Linked DNA regions of Homo sapiens: region 2 is linked to region 1. A link is an interaction called in ENCODE POLR2A ChIA-PET data of the cell type or tissue named here. Cell type or tissue: PC-3. All regions are shown on one strand. Links, peaks and the distances in the headings refer to the core of each region. The heading gives the core; the rest is flanking DNA.

Region 1 (10,409 bases), core at 2,778-7,777:
GAGTTAGATGTGTCTCAAAAAAAAAAAAAAAAAAAAAGGAAAATAGAAACAGGCCAACCAAAATGTCTGGGTTCAAGTAGAAGATGGTCAGGTTTATTTTTTTTTTTTATTTTGAAAAGATCCCTCTAACTTCCCACGACAGGGGGCTGGAAAGGAGTCAGGGAACCCAGCAGGGAGAGAGCTGAAGATGACCAGGTCAGAGATGATGGTGGCCTGGACCAGGACTGTGGCAGGGCAGAGAGAGGAAGGGTTAGACCAAGCTTATTTAACCTGCGGCCTGCAGGCCACATGTGGCTCAGGATGGCTTTGAATGTGGCCCAACACAAATTTGTGAACTTTCTTAAAACATTATGAGATTTTTTTTGCAATTGTTTTAAAGCTCATCCGCTATCGTTAGTGATAGTGTATTTTATGTGTAGCCCAAGACAATTCTTCCAGCGTGGGCCAGGGAAGCCAAAATATTGGGCACCCCTGAATTAGATGGTTGGATCTCAGCCCTGGCTGCACAGACGGACTACTTAGAGGGCATAGAAAAGATAGCAGTGCCGGAGTTCCAGCCCTAGAGATTCAGAATTAATTGGTCTGGGGTGGGGTCTAGGCTTTGAGATTTCTAAACATTTCTAATAACATATTTTATTTAAACAAATATACCTAAAATATTATAATTTCAATATGTAACCAATATAATGATATCAATGCATTGTTGACATTCTTTAAAATTTTTTTTACTATGTATTCAAAACCTAATATGTATTTTACACTTATGACACATCTCCATTTAGCCAAAATTCAAGTGTCCAATGGCCACATATGGCTACTGCCTATTATGTTGAATAGCAAGCTTCTAGAAGCTACTGGAAATGCCCTGGTTGATCACTCTTCCAAACAAACCCCTTAACATAGGTTGGCATATAAGAACCATTCAATGATTGAGAGAGACATCTGTGAATTCTTACAGAGAGTGCATCATGAAGGCAAATAATTCAGTCTTACATTCTGCGAAAAGTGTTGGGAATGATCTGTTTGAATAATCCATTAAGATAAATTTGGTGATGTCAAAACAGCTGGTGGTTGGCACTTGATAGCCTCAAATGCACATTCATGAAAATTCTTATAAATGTTCCCATCATGGAAGACAAAAGTCGGTTACCATCAGCAACTAACATTGGTGAGTAAGATGTAGCTGGTTCATGACTCATCATCAACTTAATTCTGGAAAAAACTGTGAATCACTTGGAGATATCGCCACCATTTTGACCTTGAATCTTCTGGAAGTTGACTTAGTTAAATATTATAAGAAACTAATTCAGTATATTGTCTTATTATTAAGAGGTTCAAGCTGCGTTTCTACAGTATCCCTCTCCTTTTTTTTTTTTTTTTTTTTTGAGATGGAGTCTGGCACCGTCACCCCGGCTGGAGTGCAATGGCATGATCTCGGCTCACTGCAACCTCTGGCTCCCGGGTTCAAGTAATTCTCCTGCCTCAGCCTTGCTAGTAGCTGGGATTACAGGCATGCGCCACCACGCCCGGCTAATTTTTGTATTTTTAGTAAAGACGGGGTTTCGTCATGTTGATCAGGCTGGTCTTGAACTCCTGACCTTGGGTAACCACCCACCTCAGCCTCCCAAAGTGCTGGGATTACAGGCATGGGCCACCATGCCCGGCTACAATATCCCTCTTCTTAGCCATTGCATGATCTGCAACCAGCATGTTTGGTGTTTCGAATGGGCACTGAAATTTGAAAAGTTTTCCCAGGCCTGGCATGGTGGCTCACGGCTGTAATCCTAGCACTTTAGGAGGCCCAGGCGGGAGGATCACTTGAGGCCAGGAGTTCAAGGCTGCAGTGAGCTATGATCACACTACTGTACACCAGGCTGGGGGACACAGCAAAACCCCATCTTTGGGAAAAAAAAAAAAAAAAAAAGCTCCCAGTAAGGTCTAAATGTGCAGCCAGGGATATCAAGAGAATCAAGGAAGATGCTGAAGTTTTTAGCTCTAACTTGGAAGCTTTTGTGCTTATCATTTGCCCAGGGTTCCTAGCTGGGTATGTAGTGAGTGTGTTAAGGACACTGATGAATTGATGAGCTCAAGAATCCACGGTCCTTTGACAACTCGGAGGCTGCCACGCCTCCCTACCCACCATCATCTCCTTCTTGCCCTTGTCAGATCTCAGACTTACACCTGCCCTGCCCCGCCTGGCTGATTCTCCAGCCCCAGCCGGAGAGCCACTCACCATTTTGATGGGCCGGAAGGACATGAGCCGATCACTGCGGTAGCTGCTCGACCATGTGTTCCAGCGAGGGTACTCGCCCTTCTCCAGGATGAACATCTCCCCGCGGAAGTTGGACTGCTCAAAGGCGACCCAGCTGGATACAAGAAGGACCATGAGGCAGACAGGAGACATATGGTTAGTAGAAGCCCCCACTCCCTACTTGCCTTTCTCTCTCCCCTGGCAAGGCAGCCCTGAGGACAGTAGGAAAGTCCAAAGGGGGCTGAACATGTCTGGGTTTGATTTTAGGCTCTGACACTTACAGGCTGTGTGACTATGGGCAAGTGACTTTACCTCTCTGAGCCTTTGTTTCTCATCTACACTCATATGCCTGTTTCCTTGGAGTTGGTGAAGGATTAAGTGAGATAAATGTGTGTGATTATCTGAGCACACTGTTTCTCTAGATGTAAGGTTCATACATGCTTCAAGTACTATCAGGACTTGGAGCCAAGGAACACATAGACATTTGAAACTTGACGCCAGCTAGGAGAAAGGCTCGTTTGATGTTAATGTGCCTTTAACACTTACTAATCTCTCCTTTTTTTCTTTTGTAACAAAGAGAGAAAAGACCACTAGCCCAGAACCTCCAGCAGACAATGGTGTAATAGCAACATAATAATACCACTTTTGTGTTTATTGTTAATTTTGTATGGATACCTTTTACTTATAGGAAATAATACTAGCCTTCCATTTGTAAAAAGTGGTGTCAGGGTTCTTTTAAAATGTGTTTATTTGTGGTTAGCAGGATCATTTTAAATGAAATATATTAAATGAACGACAGTCTCGGAGGTACAGGGGTAAGGGAAAAATTGATACAGGTGTTTGCATCCTTGCTGGGTAAATACTGGCCTGGTATTCGGGAGATACTCAGTAACTAGTATGAGGCAATGGGAAGGGAATGATGGTAATATCTACCCTCAGATACCTATGGTAATATAATGTGATAGCGCTTATGAAGATGCTAGGTTCCTTACATGGACTAATTAGAAGTTTGAAATTAGATGGAAGATTTTCCTGGCTTTCCCAGTGAAGATTGATTAAGGACAAGAAGTGAGCTTGTGTTACAGGGACCAGGGATTGTGGCAGTGCAGGTGGGGTAGATAAGACAATCCCCATTCCGTAGATGAGAAAGCTGAGACTAAGGAACTCCTTGACCTTTGCTCCCCGTGTGTTCAAGAGTTCTTAGGAAAAAAGAGACGGATGAGGGGACACTGACACTAGCATCTTCTCCCAGGGGGCTGCTGGGACCCTGCTCTCCCCAGAAGGAGACAAGGATGATGGGCTATCACCATGGGCTGAGACAGAATGCATCACAGGAGCCTCAGGTCTTTGTCTGAGAGATGAGTTAACCACACTGGAGTAAATTAAAGATATGTTTGTCTTCCCAGAATAGAGTTGCATTTGCCTCAGCCCTGTCTGGTCTGGAGTAGAAGAGAAATAAATGGGAGAATAGATGGATGGATGGACAGATGAATGGGTGGATGGATGGGTGGATGAAAGGATGGTTGAATAGATGGATAGGTGGATGGGTAGATGGACAGATGAATGGATGCATGGATAAAGGGATGGATGAAGGGATGGTTGAATTGATGGATAGCTAGATGGGTAGATGGATGGGTGGGTAGATGGATAGATTTATAGATGGATGGGTGGGTGATGGAGAACACATGGTGGGTACGTGTGTATAAATGGAGAATGGATGTATGTATGGATAGATCAATAGACGAATGGGTAGATGCATGGGTAAGTAGATGGATGATGAATAAATGGGTGGATAGACGCATGGGTGAATAAGAAGGGAGCCTTGGAAGGTGGTTTCATGTAGGAGTTAAGAGGACAGACCCTGGAAACAGACAGACCTGAATTCTAATCCAAGCTTTGCCATTTGCTGCATGCATTTGGGCAGCACTTACACCTGCTAAGCTTTAGTAACAGAGAAGAAATGATACATCTACTTTGTTGCATCTACCTTGTTGGGAGATTATGAGGGCCTAAAAGAGGGAATGCATGGAACAGATACAGCACAGAGTAAGCCTCCAAATTAATACTGTTCCTGATTAAAGGGAGAAGGAAACTGGAGGTCTAGGCTTCTGGAAAAACAGACACTGATGTGGTCTTGCCACCATGCCCAAGTCCCCCTAAAATCTCCCCTATCTTCTTCAGCAGGACCAGTGAGGATCTAAATTTTAAATGTTTATATCTATGCCTTTTCTTATCTCCCATGGCTCATTTCAACCCGCAAGCAGGGAGAGAGGGTAGGGCAGGAATTTTAATTTATAAGATATGGAAACTGAGGCTAAGAGGGGTTAAGTCCCCAGCCTAAGGTCACATGATGGTGTTGGGTGTCAGGCTGCAGTCTCCTGGGTTTCAGGCAGGCAGGCCTCCTCACTTTCCCCATGCCTACCTCACCCTCTTCATTCTTTTTTTCCCATGGCCCTGCCAGCGCCCACACAGACCCAGGCCCCCGGACCACAGGCCCGTTTCCATGCCCATCAGGCACGGCTCCAAGGCACACGTCAGACACCAGCTGCATCTTTGTTTGAGGAGAAATACTCTGGGTTTGAGTCACTGGTACCAAAAAAAGCCTGAAAACCCATGCTGGCCACATCCGGTAGCTTCTGCTTCCAGCTGGGTTTTGGGGCTGAGGGTGGAGCTGAGGCTGCGTTGACCACACTGAGGGTGCAGGAGGTAGAAATGGTCCCGGGTAGCCTCCAGGATAAGTTGGCTAAATTCACCGGGCAGGGAGGTGGGTACGTGACCATCAGAGTCACCTGCCATGTTTGGGTGCCCACAAGGTAACAGGCCCATGCTGTATGATCTCCCTCAGACCTCAGCATAATCCTGTGAGGAGTGGTGAGGGCCATCCTTCTCCCCATTTCAAAGATGGGGAAACTGAGGCTTGCACACTGAACAAGGCAAACAGGGGAAGTCAGGACTCAAACCCAGGCTTGTCTGACCTCAAAGCTCATCTCGGAATGGGCTCAGAATACAGGATGACTGGAACCCTTGCAGGCTTTCAAAGTGGGGGAGACAAGAGCAAACGAGCTGCGTGGATCTTGTCCTGGGGCTGCCCCTCCACCCTGACCTCAGCACACACAGGCTGGACATAGGGCAACCACTCTGCCCAAGGATGACTATCCCTGTTTTATATGGGAGTCACTAAGGCCCAGAGACACCCACAGAGACAGGAACAGGCAGTGAAGCATGGTGATTAAGAGCTTTAGGAATGAACTCAATCAACCTGAGTTGAATCCTGGCTGTGCCACTTACCAATAGGTGACCTTGGGTAAGAGACTCACCCCCTCTGAGCCTCAGTCTTTCCATCTGTCAAGTGGGCATAAGAATAGCCTCTGCCTCCTACAGCACTGTGAATCATCTAGGTGTGGTCCCGAGTCAGTGCCTGGCACCTGGTGGGTGTGCCACAGATGCTTATCATTACTCCCAGGCAGCTGGACGCCCAGGAGAGGGGACAGCGAGTGGACACTTCACTCTTTGACCTCTCTCAGCCCTCGGTAATGGGCTAGAGTTTGTTTTTTTTTTTTTTGTTTTTTTTTTTTTTTTGAGACGGAGTCTCGCTCTGTCGCCCAGGCCGGACTGCAGACTGCAGTGGCGCAATCTCGGCTCACTGCAAGCTCCGCTTCCCGGGTTCACGCCATTCTCCTGCCTCAGCCTCCCGAGTAGCTGGGACTACAGGCGCCCGCCACCACGCCCGGCTAATTTTTTGTATTTTTAGTAGAGACGGGGTTTCACCTTGTTAGCCAGGATGGTCTCGATCTCCTGACCTCGTGATCCACCCGCCTCGGCCTCCCAAAGTGCTGGGATTACAGGCGTGAGCCACCGCGCCCGGCCGGGCTAGAGTTTTTGCTATAGTAGAAGCAGCATTTCTCCAGAGCCCAGAACCATGGCTTACTGCCAGTGTGATCTTATGCTAATTGGATCACCTCTCCGAGCCTCAGTTTCCTCATCCGTAAAATGAGATTGAGAACAATTCCTCCCTCTTCAGTTTGATATGAGGATTGGACATAATGTATGTGCCAGGAGTACGAACGGCCGCAGGCACAGAGCAGATGCTGGAGAAATGGCAGCTACTGTTGTGTGGTCATTTTACTGTGGCAGAGAGTGTGCCCCTCCGCCGCCCAGTACTCACGGTCCCGCGGAGACAATGATGCTGCGCACACGGTCGAAGCCACGGTCTGCCAGATTTGAGCACTCCCCCGAGAATTCTGCTCGACGGCCCTGGAAGTTTTCCAGTTCGAAGACCACCAGCTGCAGGAGAGAAGCCCCCATGCCAAGGGCAGAGTGAGGGGGGAGTCAAAAATTCATTAAGTATCTACATAAATAAAAGCCAGCAGTGCAGGAGTCACATAAAAGTGTGATGAGCCACAGTTTGTGAAATGATCCTGTCCTCCCATCCCCCAATTCTTTACTGATTTTTGTTTTTTGTTTGTTTGTTTGTTTTTCTGAGTCTCACTCTGTCGCCCCAGCTGAAGTTCAGTGGCGCAATCATGGCTCACTGCAACCTCCGCCTCCCAGGCTCAAGCGATCCTCCCACCTCAGCCTCCGAGTAGTTGAGATTACAGGCACCCACCACCATGCCTGGCTATTTTTTGTAGAGACAGGATTTTGCCATGTTGCTCAGGCTGGTCTCGAATTCCTGAGCTCAAATGATTGGCCTGCCTTGGCTTCCCAAAGTGTTGGGATTACAGGCATGAGCCATTGCACCTGGCCTCATGCCCTAATTCTGAAGCTAAGATCTGCGCCATCATTAGGAACTTATGAACCTCCCTTTCAGGCCTTTCTTTGTGCTATTCCTCCTGCCTGGAATGCCTTCTCCACCACACATATCCAGCTTGGAGCTCCCACTGCCTAACTGAAGTTCCCTAATACGCATTCCAGCTCGTTATTCTGTTTTAGGCTCAGGTGCCACCTTCTCCAGGAAGCCTTCTCTGATTGCCCCTTCCTCCATCGGCCTTGGTTGAGCATCCCCCACTGTCCTCTCCCCATTAGCAGCACAACTAACCCACCACACAGTCACTGCTGTTTTGCTTTGGGGTCTCCCTCTCTCTCTGCACTCCCTCTCTCCCATTACCCAGCCCCTCCAAAGACCAAGGACTCCTCCAGGGCAGGGCCTGAGGTTGATCAATTTCTGTATCTCCAGCCCCAGCCCCAGTACCTGCCACAGAGCTGATGCTCAGGAGACACTTGCAAATCCAACCCTCCACAACATAGGGGAAAACTTGAGCTAATCTTCTCTCCTCACTAAGCCTCATGTTTGGTTCCTTGTCCACTTGCTGTTCCAAGTTGGGACAACGTTGCCATTCACATGGACCAAGGCACAATTTTCTGCCTTCTTTGAGCCTCAGTTTCCCCAGCTGTAAGAGGAGGGGAGGTTCATATAACCATGACCCAGCACTTCCACTTCTACCTTTGGTTGCCCAAGAGAAACTCCTGTATGTGTGCCCCGGGATGTTGCGGGAAGTCAGGGACCCCAAACGGAGGAACTGGCTGAAGCCATGGCAGAAGAACGTGGATTGTGAAGATTTCATGGACATTTATTAGTTCCCCAAATTAATACTTTTGTAATTTCTTATGCCTGTCTTTACTGCAATCTGTAAACATAAATTGTAAAGATTTCATGGACACTTATCACTTCCCCAATCAATACCCTTGTGCTTTCCTATGCCTGTCTTTACTTTAATCTCTTAATCCTGTCAGCTGAGGAGGATGTATGTCGCCTCAGGACCGTGTGATAATTGCATTAACTGCACAAATTGTACAGCATGTGTGTTTGAGCAATATGAAATGTGGGCACCTTAAAAAAGAACAGGATAACAGCAATTGTTCAGGGAATAAGAGAGATAACCTTAAACTCTGACCGCCAGTGAGCCGGGCAGAACAGAGCCATATTTCTCTTCTTTCAAAAGCAAATGGGAGAAATATCGCTGAATTCTTTTTCTCAGCATGGAACATCCCTGAGAAAGAGAATGCGCACCTGGGGTTAGGTCTCTAAACTGGCCCCCCTGGGCGTGGTCGTCTCTTATGGTCGACGCTGCAGAGATGAGATAGACTCCAGTCTCCCATAGCTCTCCCAGGCTTATTAGGAAGAGGAAATTCCTGCCTAATAAATTTTGGCCAGACCGGTTGATCTCAAAACCCTGTCTCCTGATAAGATGTTATCAATGACAATGGTGCCCAAAACTTCATTAGCAATTTTAATTTTGCCCCGGTCCTGTGATCCTGTGATCTCTCCCTGCCTCCACTTGCCCTGTGATATTCTATTACCTTGTAAAGTACTTGATGTCTGTGACCCACACCTATTCTCACACTCCCTCCCCTTTTGAAACTCCCTAATAAAAACTTGCTGGTTTTTGCAGCTTGTGGGGCATCACGGAACCTACTGACATGTGATGTCTCCCCCGGACGCCCAGCTTTACAATTTTTCTCTTTTGTACTCTGTCCCTTTATTTCTCAAGCTGGCCGACGCTTAGGAAAAATAGAAAAGAATCTATGTGAATATCGGGGCAGGTTCCCCGATACCAGGAGACAGGGATAAGAACGTCCAAGCCATGCTGTTCACGAGAGCAAAGCTAGCAACCACTGAAATCGTGCTTAGCAGGAAAGAGATGGTCACGCTCTGAAATATCAGGCAGCAGCCAGAATGAATGGCCGGCAGTCATGCGCAACAATATGGATGGATATTAGGGATCTCATAGTAAGTGAAAAGTACAAAGAAAAGCCCAGAATAATCACATTGCATATTTCAATAAATTAAAAACAAGTAAATCGGCCAGTTGCGGTGGCTCACACCTATAATTCCAGCACTTGGGGAGGCGGAGGCTAGGAGTTCGAGACCAGCCTGGATAATATGGCAAAACCCGTCTCATAATTCGGTCTCAAAATAAATGAATAAATAAAACAAGTAAATAAATATACATGTGTATGTGTGTATACATTTTTAAAGGAATAATGCATAAAATTGTATACAAAAGCAAGCAAGCAGATTACAGACACAGGTTGAGGATAGGACAGTATTTCCTGGAGTTGGGGAGGAAAATGATGGACTCAAGGGAGACACCTTAGAGTTAGGTAGAAAGTTTTTAACCAAGTCCTGGCTTTTATATGGGTGGTGGGTTTGTAGGTGCATATTGCATTATTAGAAATTAAATAAAACTAATGATTAAATAGGTACATAAATAAAAACCTGCCACGCACTGACCACATGAGAGCGTGTCATGAACTAGGGGTTGCAAAATGGCCTACTTCTGTGACCTGAGGTTGAAACCACACCAAACCAAATCCCAGGGGACTGGACACCTTGCTCCACAGGATGCCTTTCAGCCCAGACCACCTCGAGCAATTTTGAGGGTCTGAGGCCATCCTGCTGCCCCAGTGAGCCTCCAAGGACAGCTGGTTCCCTGCTGCTAAGCCAGCCCACTTCCTTTTCTTCTTTTTTTTTCTTGCTTTCGATAAACTCTAAGCATGTGCGTGTGCAGGTGTAGCCTGATTGCCAGGTGTCCCTTCAGCTGTGAAGCGGTATGGTTTGGTTGTTGTTATTGCACAACTCAACTATAGGTCCCCTTTTTCTTTCTATTCTTTTCTTTTTTTTTTTGATGGAGTCTCCCTCTGTTGCCCAGGCTGGAGTGCAGTGGCATGATCTCAGCTCACTGCAACCTCCGCCTCCTGGGTTCAAGTGATTCTCCTGCCTCAGCCTCCCAAGTAGCTGGGATTACAGGCGCCCACCACTACGCCTGGCTAATTTTTGTATTTTTAGTAGAGACAGGGTTTCACCATGTTGGCCAGGCTGGTCTCGAACTCCTGACCTCAGGTGATCCACCTGCCTCGGCCTCCCAAAGTGCTGGGATTACAGGCATGAGCCACTGCGCCCGGCCCCACTTTCTCCAAGTGTGTCAGAACCCCTGGCTATTTTATGGGCTCCCAGATTGGCTGGGCCACACTTGTGTCCCAGAAGGAGGAGGGAGGAGGAGGCCAAGGTGAGGGAAAAAGAGAATAGGGACAGAGGATAAGAGTCTGGGGAGGTGGAGAAGAAGAAAAGGGAGAGTAAATAGAAAGGAGAGAAAATAAGCCAAGAAAAAGGAGGAGAAAGAGGTGCGGAGGAGTAAGAGGTGAAAGAGGAAGAGGA
Region 2 (8,857 bases), core at 2,349-7,348, 140 kb before region 1:
ACCTTAGACCAGTAATTAGTAAACTTTCTGTGCAAAAGACAAGACAGTAAATATTTTTGGCTTTGCAGGGCATATGGTCTCTGTCCCACCTACTTGGTTCTGCTATTATAGCTCAAAAGCAGCCAAATAAAACTTCATTTGTAGGCAGGTGGCCCACAGGCCATAATTTGCCACCTCCTACTTTAAGCATTCAAGTTTTGTCTGATTTTTCACTTTCATAAAGCTTGTTGTGATCAAGTTTTGAGTATAAATTTTTTTCAGCAGTTACATTATTTCCTTAAGATATATTCCTAGAAGTCAAATTATTAGGAAAAAAATAAAGGGCATCCTTAACGTTCTCATTATCAAAGTGTTTCCCAGAAAGGCTACTTGAATTGACACCCATAGCCACAGTGGCTGAGGAGGCTGAATAGAGCCCTACCAGCATTTTACATGCCTGTTCACTAATACATGTAAAAAGACAGCCTCATGATACGCTGGAAACCACAGCTTCATACACAAAACAAAAAAAGGACTGGAAGGAGATATGCCAGATGCTGGCAGTGGCTATCCCTGTACAGTTCAAAGATGGGCAATTTTATTCTCAATGAGCATGCATGGCTTTTTTTTCAATATAAAAACAATTAAATAAATATAAAATGGAAGTATTTTAGAAGAGTTTGTTTTCCTTATTTTTTTATTTTTATTTTTATTTTTTGAGACAGAGTCTCACTCTTGCTACCCAGGCTGGAGTGCAGTGGCGCGATCTCAGCTCACCTCAACCTCTGCCTGCCAGGTTCAAGCGATTCTCCTGCCTCAGCCTCCCAAGTAGCTGGGATTTACAGGTGTGCACCACCACACCCAGCTAATTTTTGTATTTTAAATAGAGATGGGTTTCATCATGTTGGCCAGGCTGGTCTTGAACTCCTCACCTCAAGTGATCTGCCCACCTCAGCCACCCAAAGTGCTGGGATTACAGGTGTGAACCACCGTGCCCAACCCCCTAAATCTTTCTAAAGACACATCCTTTACAGTCTGTCTCTGAAAAGTCTAACATCTCTTTGACATAAAGAGACATCAAATTCTTATGGGAAGTCGAATTCAACCAAGATTTCCTTGGTTTGAAGAAAAAACAACTATCCAGGCCTAGCTCGTGGAAGAAAACATTTTCTTTCAGCCTCACCAATGGCTTCACTACTGAGGAGAATGACATTGGAGGACTTGGGGTCCTGACAAGACCAAGTGAAACAACTGCTCCACGGCCTCTGCTCCTGATCCCTCCAGCCTCAGGCTCAGTGACCAGTGCTCTGGGGGATGCTGTCCAGCCAGGTGGGTGGACTTTACAATACCTGCTCCTGAGGTGCTGTTCGGTGAAGCAGGACCTTGGCGGTGAGGGAGGGCGGGAGTTGGGTGCTGACAATCCTAGGAGGTCACACACAGAACAAGAACACCATGAGACGAAATACACCAAAACACTCCAAATTTTAAAGATGCCTAACAGCCCGTGTTGACGAGGATCTTGGGGACTTGGCTGGTGGGAGTTTCAACTGGTAAAACCCTTACAGAGGGCACTCTGGCAGTTCCTACCAACATTTAAAATATCCAAACCCTTTGACTCAGCTTGTACCAAGATGTATGCGTAAGAATATTCATTACAGGGAGAATGGTAAAAACAATTAAAAAATGAGTAAACCACCAAAATGTTCATCAACAAGACAGTAAAGCACAACACAGCCAGAATCCCAAAAAGTATGCAGTCCTCATAAGAATGAGGTAGACCCATATGAACCGGTAAGGAAATCTTCACTGTATGCGTTGAGAAACCATGTGATCCTATTTAAGGAGATAGCAAAAATAAACAAAAGCAATATATGCATACATGTACCAGTGGGGACAAACACACAGAAAGAGCAAGATGCCCACCAAACTGCCAATGGTGAGGACAGGTTAAGAGTGAGGGAGAGGCTGGGCACAGTGGCTTACTCCTGCAATCACAGCACTTTGGGAGGCTGAGGTGGGAGAATAACTTGAGCTTAGGAGTTTGAGACCTCCATGAGCAACATAGTGAGATCCCATCTCTACAAAAAAAAAAAAAAAAAAAATCAAAAGCTTGGCCAGGTGTGGTAGCAAGTGCTTGTTGTTCCAGCTACGTGGGAGGATCACTTGAGTCCAAGAGGTCGAGGCTGTAGTAAGCTGTGTTTATGCCACTACACTACAGCCTGGGCAACAAAGCAAGACTGTGTCTCAAAAACAAACAAACAAAAATGGTGAAGAAAGAAGGGGGGCTTTTAAATTGTGCTCTGTGTGTTCCTCTATTGATTGATTTGTTTACAGTGAAAATGTATTCATGTATTAGCCGTATAATGTAAATACAGGCTGGGTGCAGTGGCTTATGTCTATAATCCAAGCAGTTTGGGAAGCTGAGGATCGCTTGAAGCCAGGTGTTTGAGACCAGCCTGGGCAACATAGCAAGACCTCGTCCCTACAAAAAAAAAAAAAAGAAAAAAAAATATATATATATACATTTAAGAAATGCAAAATGAGAAAAGGGGAAAAAAAATACTGTCTTTGGTGGGTATGTCACTGACGAACTTGGAAATCCCACAGCTGATTCAGAACCATCATGATAAGAACCGGGGCAAGGAAGAAGAGTGCAAAGCCCACCAGGGTCTATGCTCGGTTCTTCCGCATCTGTCATCTCATTTCATTCTTCACAAGGGATGTCTATTTCCCAGAAGAGAAAATTGAGGCTAAGCAACTTGCCCAAGGCCGCATGGCTGGCGAAAGAAGGGAGGATCTGGGGCCGAGCCTGTCTGGCCCAAGGGCCCCTGCGAGAGCCTCAGTGCTTCTCCATTTACACAGTAGTTGCCTGCTCCTCAGGAAGCTCCGGGCACAGCGCAATGGCCCTGCCTGCCCTGGGCTGTGACAGCAAACCCTCCATGAGGAGAGAGGCCTTAGATGACCTAGAGTGGCTCTTGGGCACTCAGATTCACCAAGAAGCCCTCCAACTACATGAAGAAGTGAAGTGAATTCTCAGAGGCCAACCAAGACACTGGCCCAGCCAAGAGGCTTGAAGGCAGCTGGATAAGGGCCTGTAAGGCTGCTTTGCAGAGCTGAGCTGAGGCAAGCACACCAGGGTCTCTGGGCAGCAGGAGGAGGGTCACAGCAGGCCCCTTCCATGCCTCTTGACTACAGTGCTGGCTGCTGGCAACGCTCGGGACTCTGCATTAGCATTTTGCAGACTGACAACTATTCCAGCATGCCCCATACTGAGAATTATAGGGACATTCTTAACTCTTTTCTGAACACAACTATTTCCAATTTCTCAGCTTTGCTCAAAGACAGGTACACACCTGTCTTTCTAAACTGAGTCAAATCTAAACTACCTGATATTTGCCGAACCAGCCCACTTGGAACTGGCCAGAGACTGGGCTCCCCACTGTGATCTGGAGGTGGCTGATGGTCAGTTGTGCAGCAAGGGAATGGGGCTGGAAGAAAGGGGTCTGGAGTTACTCACAGTCCTTTATAGAGGATGCAGCCAGCGAGAATGTGAGGCGAGCGCTGGCAGGTCTGCAGAATGCGGGCTGCCTTCAGCAACAACAGGGGCTCCACCTGTGCAGGGCAAGAGGCATCATGCCCACCCATCAGCATGCTCACAATCAGGAAGGGAGAAAAGGGGAAAGGGTTGTACAGAACAGCTGGACAGGGTGTAGCTCAAAGCCTGGAAAAGGAGAATGTGTCACACAGTGAAAGCTGTGCCATGGCTTGGGACTATTCTACCTCTCTATACTCAGAACTGCTGACACCACTAAATGCCAAATTCTTAGAACAAGGAGGCCTGTCCAGAAGCTAGAAGGTGCAGCAAATATGGCATATGGCTATTCAAAGGGGTCAAAGTAGATGGCCTGGGAGACCGACTGTCTACCCTGACAATGCTAAGACCTCACGGCAGCAGAAGAGGAGGGTGTATCCTATAAATACATGTCATGGTACCAGGTGAAACCCACCTACCCTATCCTCCACTTTCCTTCTGAAGCACAATCCCCATGGTGATACAGGTGGCTTGATGTCTGACCAGGTTCCATGACTCTATTCCATCACATAAAATGAAAACATCATGCTCTTTCACTCGGGGAAATATGCCTCAGTTCCACATTCCTTGTATGGAGTCAGGGGCCTAGAAGTCCCTAAAAATACAAGAAAAGCATCTGGACCTGGTCAGGAAGAGCCAGCAATAACCAGCAGCCTCCTCAGACTTCCACCTGCCAGCTAGAACCAGCAAGTATCCACCAGCTGTTAGAACTAGTGTTAATGGAGCCTCCGGAGCTGCTGACACATTAAGAAGTTTATTCTTCATAGCCTCAAGACTGTGCCATCCCAGCCAGCCATTCTATAAAGCTCTGGGGCCAGCTACAGGAAGTTTTCCAGACTGGAGCAGGGAAAACCCTTCCCCATGTCTGGTGGAGTCATGCTCTGTGAAGGCTGAGCCACAGTGCTACACCCCTGCTACAGGGACATTATTTACTATCGCAGTGAGACACAGGAGAGGGCTGTGAGTCAGGGCTCAGGTAGCTGGCTCTTAATGGGGCAGCACAGGTGGTCAGGCCAGCCACACAAGCAGCCTAGGTTTCACTGAGTGCCAACCGCAAACGGAGCGGCTCAGAGATACAAAAACAGTTCCCAACCATTCTCTCTCAAAGACAGCAACCTTGTTTTTGAAATGTTCATGCTGGGCATTTTTGATGCTGAGAATAACTAGATCATATGATATGAATATCAAGAGAGGCGGCCTTCAGATTACTGAGTTCAACACTTCTGAGGCATGAACAAAATACTAATTCCCTTTACTGAGCATTTACTTGGTGTCATTTGAGGTACTGCTTCACTTGATCATCAAAACAGTTCAAGAAGGCAGGTATGCTGACACCATTCTTTGGATAAGGGAAATGAGGCTGAGAGGTGACCTGCCGTGTCATGGCCCTGCCTGAGAAGTGACATTCTACTCACTTTTCCAGATATAGTTCACTTCAGGAATATTAAAAAAGTATCCAGAAGCCCTAGTCTTACATATAAAATGAATAAGGAGGATGAAAATGTTACTTTAGTTTGGTCCAAGTTCCAGAGGGAATTGAAAATCTTATGCAGATCACTGGTGTTTTTCAGAATTTGCTCGATGAAGGTGTCCCACTCCGTGCTCAGTTCTTCCTGAGAACAGTTCTAAAACAGAAAGAGCCTCAGGTCAATATCTGAGATTTTGAGGGACAGATTCTTTGGCCAGAGTCCCAACTACCTCAAAAATTGTTCCTCACACAGGAAACTGACCGGAAGGGAGGACCTGTTTTAAACCTATCCCATCACAGATCCACGGCGCCTGCCGCGTGGGGGTGGCAAGCAGGGCCTGCGCTTTCTAAACATCCCAGGGAGGAGATGGGGATAAACATTTGGAATAAATGTGACCTATGCCACTAGGCCCAAAGGCATATGAGGGGCCTCCAAGAGCTCCTGACCTTGTCCCCAGACACAATGTGTTTATATGAAGTATACAAGACCCCAGAGTAAGTGCTGCATTCTGGCAATACCGGTTTTTATAAAGAGGCCCAATGTAAGACTCCTCAACCCCATACTTGTACCTCATAAGCTAGGGAAACAGGTCCATTGTAAAAATTAAAGAATCCAACTAGCTGATCCAGAAACCGCTTGCAGCTGACATCAGGGAGCTCCACAGCACAGCCCAGCACCTGTAAAGAGAGAAACCAGGAAGACAAGCATCTTCCTTCTCTTTGAGTCCAAGCCCAGAATCCTGGCATCCAGGGCTCTCAATTACCTGACTTCACTGGCCCATCGAAATTGATCTTCTATTGTCCCTGAGTCCACACCCTTCATTCTGGCCAAGTTAATCTCCATGGACAAGTAAGTTCTGTACCTCAATTCATGTTTTCCAATCTCAAATGTCCTTTTCCTTATTGTTCATTTCCCCAGAACTTACAACCTTCAGTGCCCACCACCAATTTCAGTATCTCCATGAGGTCTGTTCTATTACCTCGAGCCAATAATGCTGACCTTTTTTCTGACCCTTGCATTGTTAGGACTGTTATTTGGACAGTAGATGTTTAATCTGGATTCCATTACAAACAATGGACAGGACTCAAACTCCTTCATGAATGGCCATCATGTTTCTCCAGCTGGATAGAGTGCTTTAAGAGCAAGAACTGACCGCAATCTTCCCAGTCCTAGATCTCCAAAATGCTGAGCGTAGTGGTTAGTTCCACAGAAGATAAATACTTGGCCGGGCACGGTGGCTCATGCCTGTAATCCCAGCACTTTGAGTGGATCACGAGGTCAAGAGATCGAGACCATCCTGACCAACATGGTGAAACCCCGTCTCTACTAAAAATACTGGGCGTGGTGGTGTGTGCCTGTAGTCCCAGCTACTCAGGAGGCTGAGGCAGGGGAATCGCTTGAACCTGGGAGGCAGAGGTTGCAGCGAGCCGAGATTGCGCTACTGCACTCCAGCCTGGCAACAGAGCGAGACACCGTCTCAAAAAAAAAAAAGTACTTGCTGAGTTAGAAAGTTATCTGGTCATATGTTTAAAGAGCCTGAAAAAGTTCCTATTACTTGATGTAGTAATTCTACCTCTAGGAATCTGTCCTAAGGGAATCATCAGATATTTAAACTAATAAACCCTGACAGAAAACAAATAAACAAAAATTCCCTCTGAATGTAAGCTACAGTAGCACAAGGATCTTTGCTTTGTTCCCAGATGTAATCCAAGAGCTTACAACAGTCTGGCATGTAAGAAGTGTTCAATTCTTCCAATTGATGAACAGACTGAATGCAATTGCAATCATAATCCCACCAGCTTTTCTTCAGAAACCACAAACTGATTGTACAATGAAAACACAAAGAACCTGAAATATCCAAAGCTATCTTGAGAAAGAATAAGGTTGGAGAACTTATACTATCTGGTTTCAAGACTTACTATAAAGCTATAGAAATCAAGACAGTGTGGTACTCACACAGAATCTTCAAACAGATCTGTGGAAAAGCCGAAAAGAGTCCAGAAATAGACCCACGCTTAAATGGTCATCTGATCTTTGGCAAAGGAACCAAAGGGAAATCCAATAGGGAAAGGAAAATGTTTTCAACAATGATGCTGGAAGAACTGGTTATCCAGGTGGAAAAAAAAAAAAAGATCCTTGACCTCTATTCACACCATTCACAAATATTAACCCAAAGTGGATTACAGATCTAAATTTAAAAGCTAAAACTATCAAATTCTTACAAAAAATAAAAAAGGGAGACTATCTCCTCCAATGGAGTAGGCAGTGGTTTTTTTCAGGCAAGACACAGAAAGCAATAACCATAAAAAGATAAAATTTATAAGTTAGACTTCATTAAAATGAAAAACTTCTGCTCATCAAAAGACAACAAGAAAATTAACAGGCATGCCACAAACTGGGAGAAATTATTTTAAAAAGATGTATCTGACAAAGAACTGGTATCTAGGATATAAAAAGAACTACAATTCAATTAAAAAAATAAAACCCAATTTAAAAAATGGGCAGGGCTTTGAATGGACACTTCACAAAGGAAGATATTCAAGTGGTCATTAAGCACATGAAAAGGCCTCACTATCATTAGTCATCAGGGAAGTGAAGACTAAAACCACAATAACACACCACTGCACATCCAGCAGAATGGCTAAGATGAACAGACTGTCAATCTCAATGCTGATGAGCAGGTGGAGTAACTGGAATTCTCATACATTCTTGGTAGGAATGTAAAATGGTACAACCACTGAAGGAAAAGTTCTAACAGTTTCCTATAAAATCCAACATACACCTACTCTATGACCCAGCAATTCCAGGACTGGATATTTACCCAGGAGAGATGAAAACACGTGTTCACCAAAATACTTGTATAGGAATGTTCCCAGAAGCCTTATCCTTAATATCCCCAACTGGACACAGTTCAGATGTCCATCAAAAGAAGAACAGATTGTGATATATTCAGACAACGGAATACTGTTTGATAATAAAATGGAACGAACGCTGATAGATGCAACAACATGAACGAATTTCACAAGTGTTAAGTGGCAAGACAGACGCCTGTAAAGCATGTAACCACAAACAAGCATTAAATTTCTTTTTTTTTTTTTTTTTTTTTTGAGATGGAGTTTCGCTTTTGTTGCCCAGGCTGGAGTGCAATGGCGCGATCTCAGCTCACTGTAACCTCTGCCTCCCAGGTTCAAGAGAGTCTCCTGCCTCAGCCTCCCGAGTAGCTGGGATTACAGGCATGTGCCACCACACCTGGCTAATTTTGTATTTTTAGTACAGACAGGGTTTCTCCATGTTGGTCAGGCTGGTCTTGAATTCCTGACCTCAGGTGATCCGACTGTCTTGGCCTCCCAAAGTGCTGGGATTACAGGCCTGAGCCACAGCGCTCAGCCCCAAACATTAAATTTTAGTTGATGATATGCATGATAGAGAGAGTATCTGTGTGGAGAGTACACTAATGTGTGCAACTTACTTTGAAAACTGTAACAAAATAATTTGGGGCTGGGTTACAGTGTCTCGCGCCTGTAATCCCAGCACTTTGGGAGGCCAAGGCGGGAGGATTCCTTGAGCTGAGGAGTTCAAGACCAGCCTGAGCAACATGGTGAAACCCTGCCTCTAGAAAAAGTTTAAAAAATTAGCCGGGCATGGTGGTGCATGCCTGTGGTCCTAGCAACTCAGGAGGCTGAGATGGGAGGATCGTTTGAGCCTGGGAGGCGGAGGTTGCAGTAAACCAAGGTCACACCTCAGCACTCCAGCCTGAGCAACAGATTGAGACCCTGTCTCAATAAAATAAAATAAAAATAATTTGAATTAATGGGAG

Evidence for each region. ChIA-PET counts read pairs that join two places held together with the same protein. Peaks named below come from ENCODE experiments on the same cell type or tissue, not always from the same donor. Only the 100,000 strongest peaks of a DNase experiment are listed, where the experiment ranks them.
Region 2: POLR2A ChIA-PET joins it to region 1 with 5 read pairs; 10 of 35 experiments call an interaction of 5 or more read pairs at or near these places.

Annotation. Positions count from the first base shown.
Region 1 is chr22:26,605,656-26,616,064 of GRCh38, forward strand. CRYBB1 (crystallin beta B1) reads right to left here. Exons shown (of 6, transcript NM_001887.4): 3 at 6,417-6,535; 4 at 2,234-2,366. It also overlaps a transcript of CRYBA4 not described here. Among named protein-coding and RNA genes, the nearest start is that of CRYBB1, 7.2 kb to the right of the region's middle. RefSeq lists enhancers at 1,743-2,385, 4,625-5,004, 8,037-8,715 and a silencer at 5,615-5,684. In PC-3, for the core only: no CTCF peak of the experiment used is centred there; DNase peaks (open chromatin) are centred at 4,836 and 5,466; H3K27ac peaks cover 301 bases.
Region 2 is chr22:26,467,223-26,476,079 of GRCh38, forward strand. It overlaps HPS4 (HPS4 biogenesis of lysosomal organelles complex 3 subunit 2), which reads right to left. Exons shown (of 14, transcript NM_022081.6): 5 at 5,610-5,717; 6 at 5,080-5,196; 7 at 3,497-3,591; 8 at 1,329-1,401. Among named protein-coding and RNA genes, the nearest start is that of HPS4, 12 kb to the right of the region's middle. RefSeq lists an enhancer at 3,738-4,937. In PC-3, for the core only: no CTCF peak of the experiment used is centred there; a DNase peak (open chromatin) is centred at 4,489; H3K4me3 peaks cover 458 bases; H3K27ac peaks cover 1,653 bases.